Regions from separate parts of the Homo sapiens genome. Here region 1 is linked to region 2. A link is an interaction called in ENCODE POLR2A ChIA-PET data of the cell type or tissue named here. Cell type or tissue: OCI-LY7. All regions are shown on one strand. Links, peaks and the distances in the headings refer to the core of each region. The heading gives the core; the rest is flanking DNA. Region 1 has its middle 8.0 kb from the start of QKILA. Region 2 has its middle 5.0 kb from the start of SETD7.

Region 1 (2,815 bases), core at 213-2,712, 70 kb before region 2:
CAAAGATAACAGGATTAAGAGATTAAAGTAAGACAGGTGTAAGAAATTATAAGAGTATTATTTGGGAACTGATAAATGTCCATGAAATTGTCACAATTTATATTCAGAGATTGCAGTAAAGACAGACATAAGAAATTATAAAAATATTACTTTTGGGAACTGATATATGTCCATATTAAAATGAAATCTTTACAATTTATGTTCTTCTGCCGCAGCTCCAGCTGGTCCCTCCATTCGTGGTCCCTGACTTGCTGCAACAATCCATCGCTTACATAACCAGTTCCCTGCATTACATTCCCACTGTTTGAAACACTTAAAGTAGTTTCTTTTTGCCTGGCTGGACCCAGGCTGACACAGCCCACTTGAAATTTGAGTTCATAAATTTAAAGTGAGACCCATTAAGATGGCATGTGACTTTTCCCAGTGGCATTCAGTTCTTCTTCAGGGGCAGACACAGAGTAGGCAGATTTGGGTGAACTAGGGCTAGAGTTTGGCTGGAAAATTTGAAGGAATGGGGGAAGTTGAAGGTGAAGGATGGCTTTTGGCCAAGTTAGGAGAGAAGTGAAGTTACGAAAGCTGAATGGCAATGTGAAGATGAGACCATCAGAGGCTTAAAAATCCATGTGTGGGTGATCATTGTTAGAGCAGGGGTGCTGCAACAAGTGAGCAGGGAAAATCCAAAAGGGTAATCAGGCATTTTAGGATGCTTGAAAGCAAAATTTTGGAAGAATGCAACAATTAGTAATGATAAGACATATAGTATGACCATGGGAGTGAGTGGCTAGAAGGATTGGAGGCTAGGTTCAGGGAAATGAGATGAAGAAGCTGAGAGGCCAAAGTGTTGAATGGATTCTTTATGGAGATATTGAACCAGTGCAACCCTAAGATTTCTAAAAAACTTGGGTCTCTCATCTCTCACTTAAACCCTAGAGAATGGGGCCCAGCTTGTTCTCTTCTCTTTTCTTTCTGCTGTTCTCTCTCAACCGTTACCCTCCATACATGGCCATGGCTGTTCCTTGTATTCCACAAGCTCCAGTAGCACATAGCTGTTATGTATAATAGACATTCATCAAATGTTTACAGGTAAAAGACCACAGCAAAGCACGAAGCTAGAAATAATTTAAAGCTAAACATTATGCATAATGTCCTAAAGTCCTTGAGAGGAATTTCTCAAGGACCATTTTCCCCTTAAATCTCCACCTCTGCCAGTTTTGTTCAGGTCACTTCCCTCTCTAGAGATTCTTTACGTTTCCTCCTGTCCAGGGCATCTGAAACCACCCTCACAGGTTAACAAGAATGACAAGCCATGCTTTAGGCAGAATTTTAGTTAGGCATTGACCAGGGTGCACAGGTGCACTTTGACCCACTTCCCTGCACCAGCTAACTAACCGAGAGTCACAGAGCAGGCTGACCACCAGCTCCTCTATTGTTCCTATCGATGGAATCTGTGACATTTGACCTTTTTACCCAAGAACTGCTTAAAGTGTTTTTCAGAACCTGAATTCCTGCAGAACGGCTGCCACCAATCGGTTTAAAGACCCCCACCAAGAAACTCACTCAGCACAGGAATGTTGTTTCTTCATCTCCCTGTCCCATGACTTCACTCCTCACTTCTGGACCAATCAACAATCCCCACACTTTAGCCATTTGCCCATACAGAGCCCTTAAAAACCTCATCCCCAATCCTCTCAGGGAGGTGGATTTGAGGTTTCCTCTTGTCTCCTCATTTGGCTGCCCTACCATTATTAAACCCTTTCTCTGTTGCAACTCCTTCTGTTTTGGTGTATTGATCTATTACTGCACAATGGGAAATCAAACCTGGTGTTCCTATAATATATATGATCCTCTGGCCCCCTCTTGCAAGCCTATAGGGAAATACTCTTAAATTCATGTACAGTGAATGTACATGCAGCATGCAGTCCTCTTTTCACAATCCCTGCCCCTGTGGCATCTCATTCTTATTTTTAAAAGTCTTTTCAAGGTATTTCCCAAAGAAAAGAGTCATCAGTCTTTATGATGAATTCTGCTCCTTCTCAGAAACGCATAATTGCAATAATCATAGAATTATTTTGATAAAGAACTTCATAATGTTGCTGTTACTCAAGACAAAATGACATCATGTAGGTGACAGTGTCGGAAATCTGAAAAGCACTTTTGTAATTCAAGTATAAAAGGAGAGAAATATTACATACAATCCCACAACCTAGTCTAGTTAAAAGATGATCCAAAAACTGAAGATCCATTGGTCTACAAGTCCTCAGACATGGCAAACTTGAAGAAACTGGGCTGTGGCTACATGCAATGCTCAGTTGAATGCATACTTAAATAAATGAAAGAAGTGTGCATAGGGTGTAACACAAGGAGATACTTAACTAGGCAGATTTTAGCCATTCCATTGAAAAATGTTTCAGAATCATCATGGAAGCCAGGCTAGGTTGGAGAATGAATGGGAGTGAGAAAATGGAGAAATCAGCATGGCTTTTGTTTTCCTAGAAGTTGAGTGTGAAAAGGAGAAAGACAGCATAGTAACCACTTAGTTTCAGCCATAACACTCCATGGCATGATCCACACTCTCCTCTGAAGTCTGGTTTTTTCACACTCATCCTGTCTCCTAGAGAAGATCCTAATAAAGGGTCCCTTCCAGCATCCAGCTCTCCATTCCTCAAGTGCATTGGGCCATGTCAGACCATTTCCTGAGTTAAGCTTAGTGTAACTGGAGAGACAAGTAAAAGGGACAGGCGTGCAAACATGGAAAGAAAAGCAGGGAGGTATGCTATGGACTAGACTGTGTCCTTCCCAAAAACCCTATGTTGAA
Region 2 (2,815 bases), core at 272-2,771:
CTGAGTGCCCAGGAAAACTTGGATGACTGTATCACAGGACAGGCCACGTGGGTCTTAATATGTCTCTGGTCTCTTTCTCAGAAATCATGGTAGCCTAAGAAGGTTGGCCCACTGTTGATGGCTTGTGAAGCAGAAATGAGGTGCTTTCCCAAGAACTTGAGAACCAGGTTGCTCTCAGAAAGTTTGACTACCAAAATCTGCACACTCAATGGTTTTGACTAGAATTCAGTGGGCATAAACCAAGAGAGTGACTCAATTTGTGACTGAGAAGTTTGAGGATTACCTCAAATTCCCATTAAAGTGACTTGGCTGTAATGCCAGGAAGATAGAGAATGTCATTATGACTTAGAAAGTGTAAATCTGCCTAATGGGCTGTATAGGACGCTGTGTGGAGAATCAGGTTTGGAGAAACTAGAGCACGGAGAAAGAAGCTTGAAGCCTCAGAAGCCATAGGGCCCATCTAAGCAGAGGTGAGTGGGATGGGTGGGCAGCCTCATTCTTTCAGAACACTGTATCAGAGTATTTGTCTTGTGGACCACACAACTAATGTCCTTCATTCTACTCCAGATAACTAAGCAAACTTTTGGATGGAATTTGTCTTCTCAAGTGCATTTATTTATATAGAGAGATCTTTTGCCCTGACAGTGTGAGTATTCTGATCTGTCCATCATAATTCAGGCATACATCTCAGTCTCTCGGGGTCTAGTTAATGTGAGTCCACTTGAGGAAGGTCAAGAGCTGACCCTTGATGAATGTTATGACATTTGTGGTAAATAGGTCAGCTGGAAATACTCCTCTGCCCATCCTGGATATTGTAGTGTCAAAAGAGTATACCATGTACCTGCCCTCTGCAATGTCTACTTTTGCAGAGGACCAATTGCAGGACTCAATAATCTTAATTTTAGCCTAGTAAAGTAATTTTTCAAAAACAATTAGAGAAAATAATATCTATGAAAACACATTTGGTTTTGGTGGCGGTTTGTCTTTATTTTTCAAGTTTCTGCAATCCTATTGTTTTTCTAAAGTAATTTCTAAAACAGATGCCCCTTTGAAAACTATTTCCAATTTTTCTTTGTGTGTGTGTGTGTGTGTGTGAGGGTTTTTTTTGTTGTTGTTTGTTTTTTTGAGATGGAGTCTCACTCCGTGGCCCAGGCTGGAGTGCAGTGCAGTGATGCCATCTCGGCTCATTGCAGCCTCCGCCTCCCAGGTTCAAGTGATTCTCCTTCCTCAGCCTCCCAAGTAGCTGGGACTACAGGCATGCACCACCAGTTTTTGTATTTTTGTAATTTTTGTATTTTTAGTAGAGACAGGGTTTCACCATGTTGGCCAGGCTGGTCATGAACTCCTGACCTCAGGTGATCCACCTGCCTCTGTCTCCCAAAGCGCTGGAATTACAGGCGTGACCCACCGTGCCTGGCCTCATTTTTTTTTTTTCAATCATTTCACTCAGCAGCTTCACTAGGCCCAAGCCTGACATAAGAGTTTTCATATCCCATAATGCAAAAAACCCCAAGAACTCTGTGAAGGAACAATATTGGCCCAGAGTCGACCCAAACAGGGAGATCTGGGCTGCATCTTCCCTCCCCTCCCCGCCCCAGAAAGTCTAAATTTAGTTTACTGGATACCCTGCAATGACATTAACATGTCATTGCAACATTAACATGTTGCAAAAACAAGAATCAAGCAAAAGAGAAAGAGGAAGCTTAATGTGGCATGAGGTATTTTAATACCATGGCAACTGTGGTGTCTTCTCTATTATTTAATTCACTTCCTTAGGTCAGGTTATTCTGCCCTCTCTCTCTTGCACTTCCTGTTGCTGTAATCAAATCAGGTCACCCTGAATCTGTAAGTCTTCTTCCTGACTGCACTCATGTCTATTTCCAGCAGAATGAATTTTCTCCATTTCTTTCTTTGCTCCCTGGACCTTTATTTGGTGCCCTTGATGTCCCTGCTCTTCCCAGTGCTCCACAAGCTGCAAACGCTTCCCTTTCATCCCCATCTCCTCCCCCACCCGTCTCCTCCTCGCTGCTCCTCTCCCAGCCCCTCCCTCCAGCTTCTGCAGTTGTCACTAACACAGTTAGCCACTTGATTAGTGACTCAGTGATTCAGAACCCAGGAACCTTGGTTCTCCTAAAACTTCCATGCTTCCCTCCCTAGAGTCAAGATAAAGGTTCTCCCCTCACCTGCCTGCCCAGATAGAGCCATTAACGTGAGAGGACTTGAGTATTCAGTTTGTTGGAGTTGCCCTGGCTTCTTCCCATTTCCTTTTTATGTGCCTTTTCCTGGGGCTTCTCAGGCTCTATTTACCTTTTCTCCAGAAAAGGTGGACAGAGAAGGTTTGAGCTTCGAATTTATGTAGCCCAACTCTTCATTTACAGATGGGAAAACGAAGGCCCCCCCCCCGGCCCCCGCAGAACTGAATTGCCCAGTTGCTTGGCTAGTTCTTGGTGGAACCAAAACAGACAAAGCAAAAACTCAATCAAACTGGCTAATTTGGTGGGAAAAAATCTTGTGAAGGAGTGAGCAGTGCCAAAACGAGACTTGATGATTATTTAAAAGGTCTTTCACTAATTTTATCCTTGTCATCCTGCTGGCGGTGTAAGCAAGTGATGGAAACCAGAGCCAGGCCAGCAACCATAAAGCCACCAGGGCTTCTGGAGAGGCTCTGATGCGACTTCCTACCGCTGAGGTCTCAGAGGCTCCTCCCTCCCAAATACATGGAGACCCAGAAGACTGCTTGGGCCCCTCCACTCCCTGCCAGCGGGCAGGATGAGGAGTCAGTAACAGCCAACAGTAGTGAATCCCACATAAGTTC

What was found. Peaks named below come from ENCODE experiments on the same cell type or tissue, not always from the same donor. Only the 100,000 strongest peaks of a DNase experiment are listed, where the experiment ranks them.
Region 1: POLR2A ChIA-PET joins it to region 2 with 5 read pairs; 5 of 35 experiments call an interaction of 5 or more read pairs at or near these places.

Annotation. Positions count from the first base shown.
Region 1 is chr4:139,629,810-139,632,624 of GRCh38, reverse strand. No RefSeq gene overlaps it. Among named protein-coding and RNA genes, the nearest start is that of QKILA, 8.0 kb to the right of the region's middle. In OCI-LY7, for the core only: no CTCF peak of the experiment used is centred there; no DNase peak of the experiment used is centred there.
Region 2 is chr4:139,559,813-139,562,627 of GRCh38, reverse strand. No RefSeq gene overlaps it. Among named protein-coding and RNA genes, the nearest start is that of SETD7, 5.0 kb to the right of the region's middle. In OCI-LY7, for the core only: no CTCF peak of the experiment used is centred there; a DNase peak (open chromatin) is centred at 1,787; H3K4me3 peaks cover 1,334 bases; H3K27ac peaks cover 1,682 bases.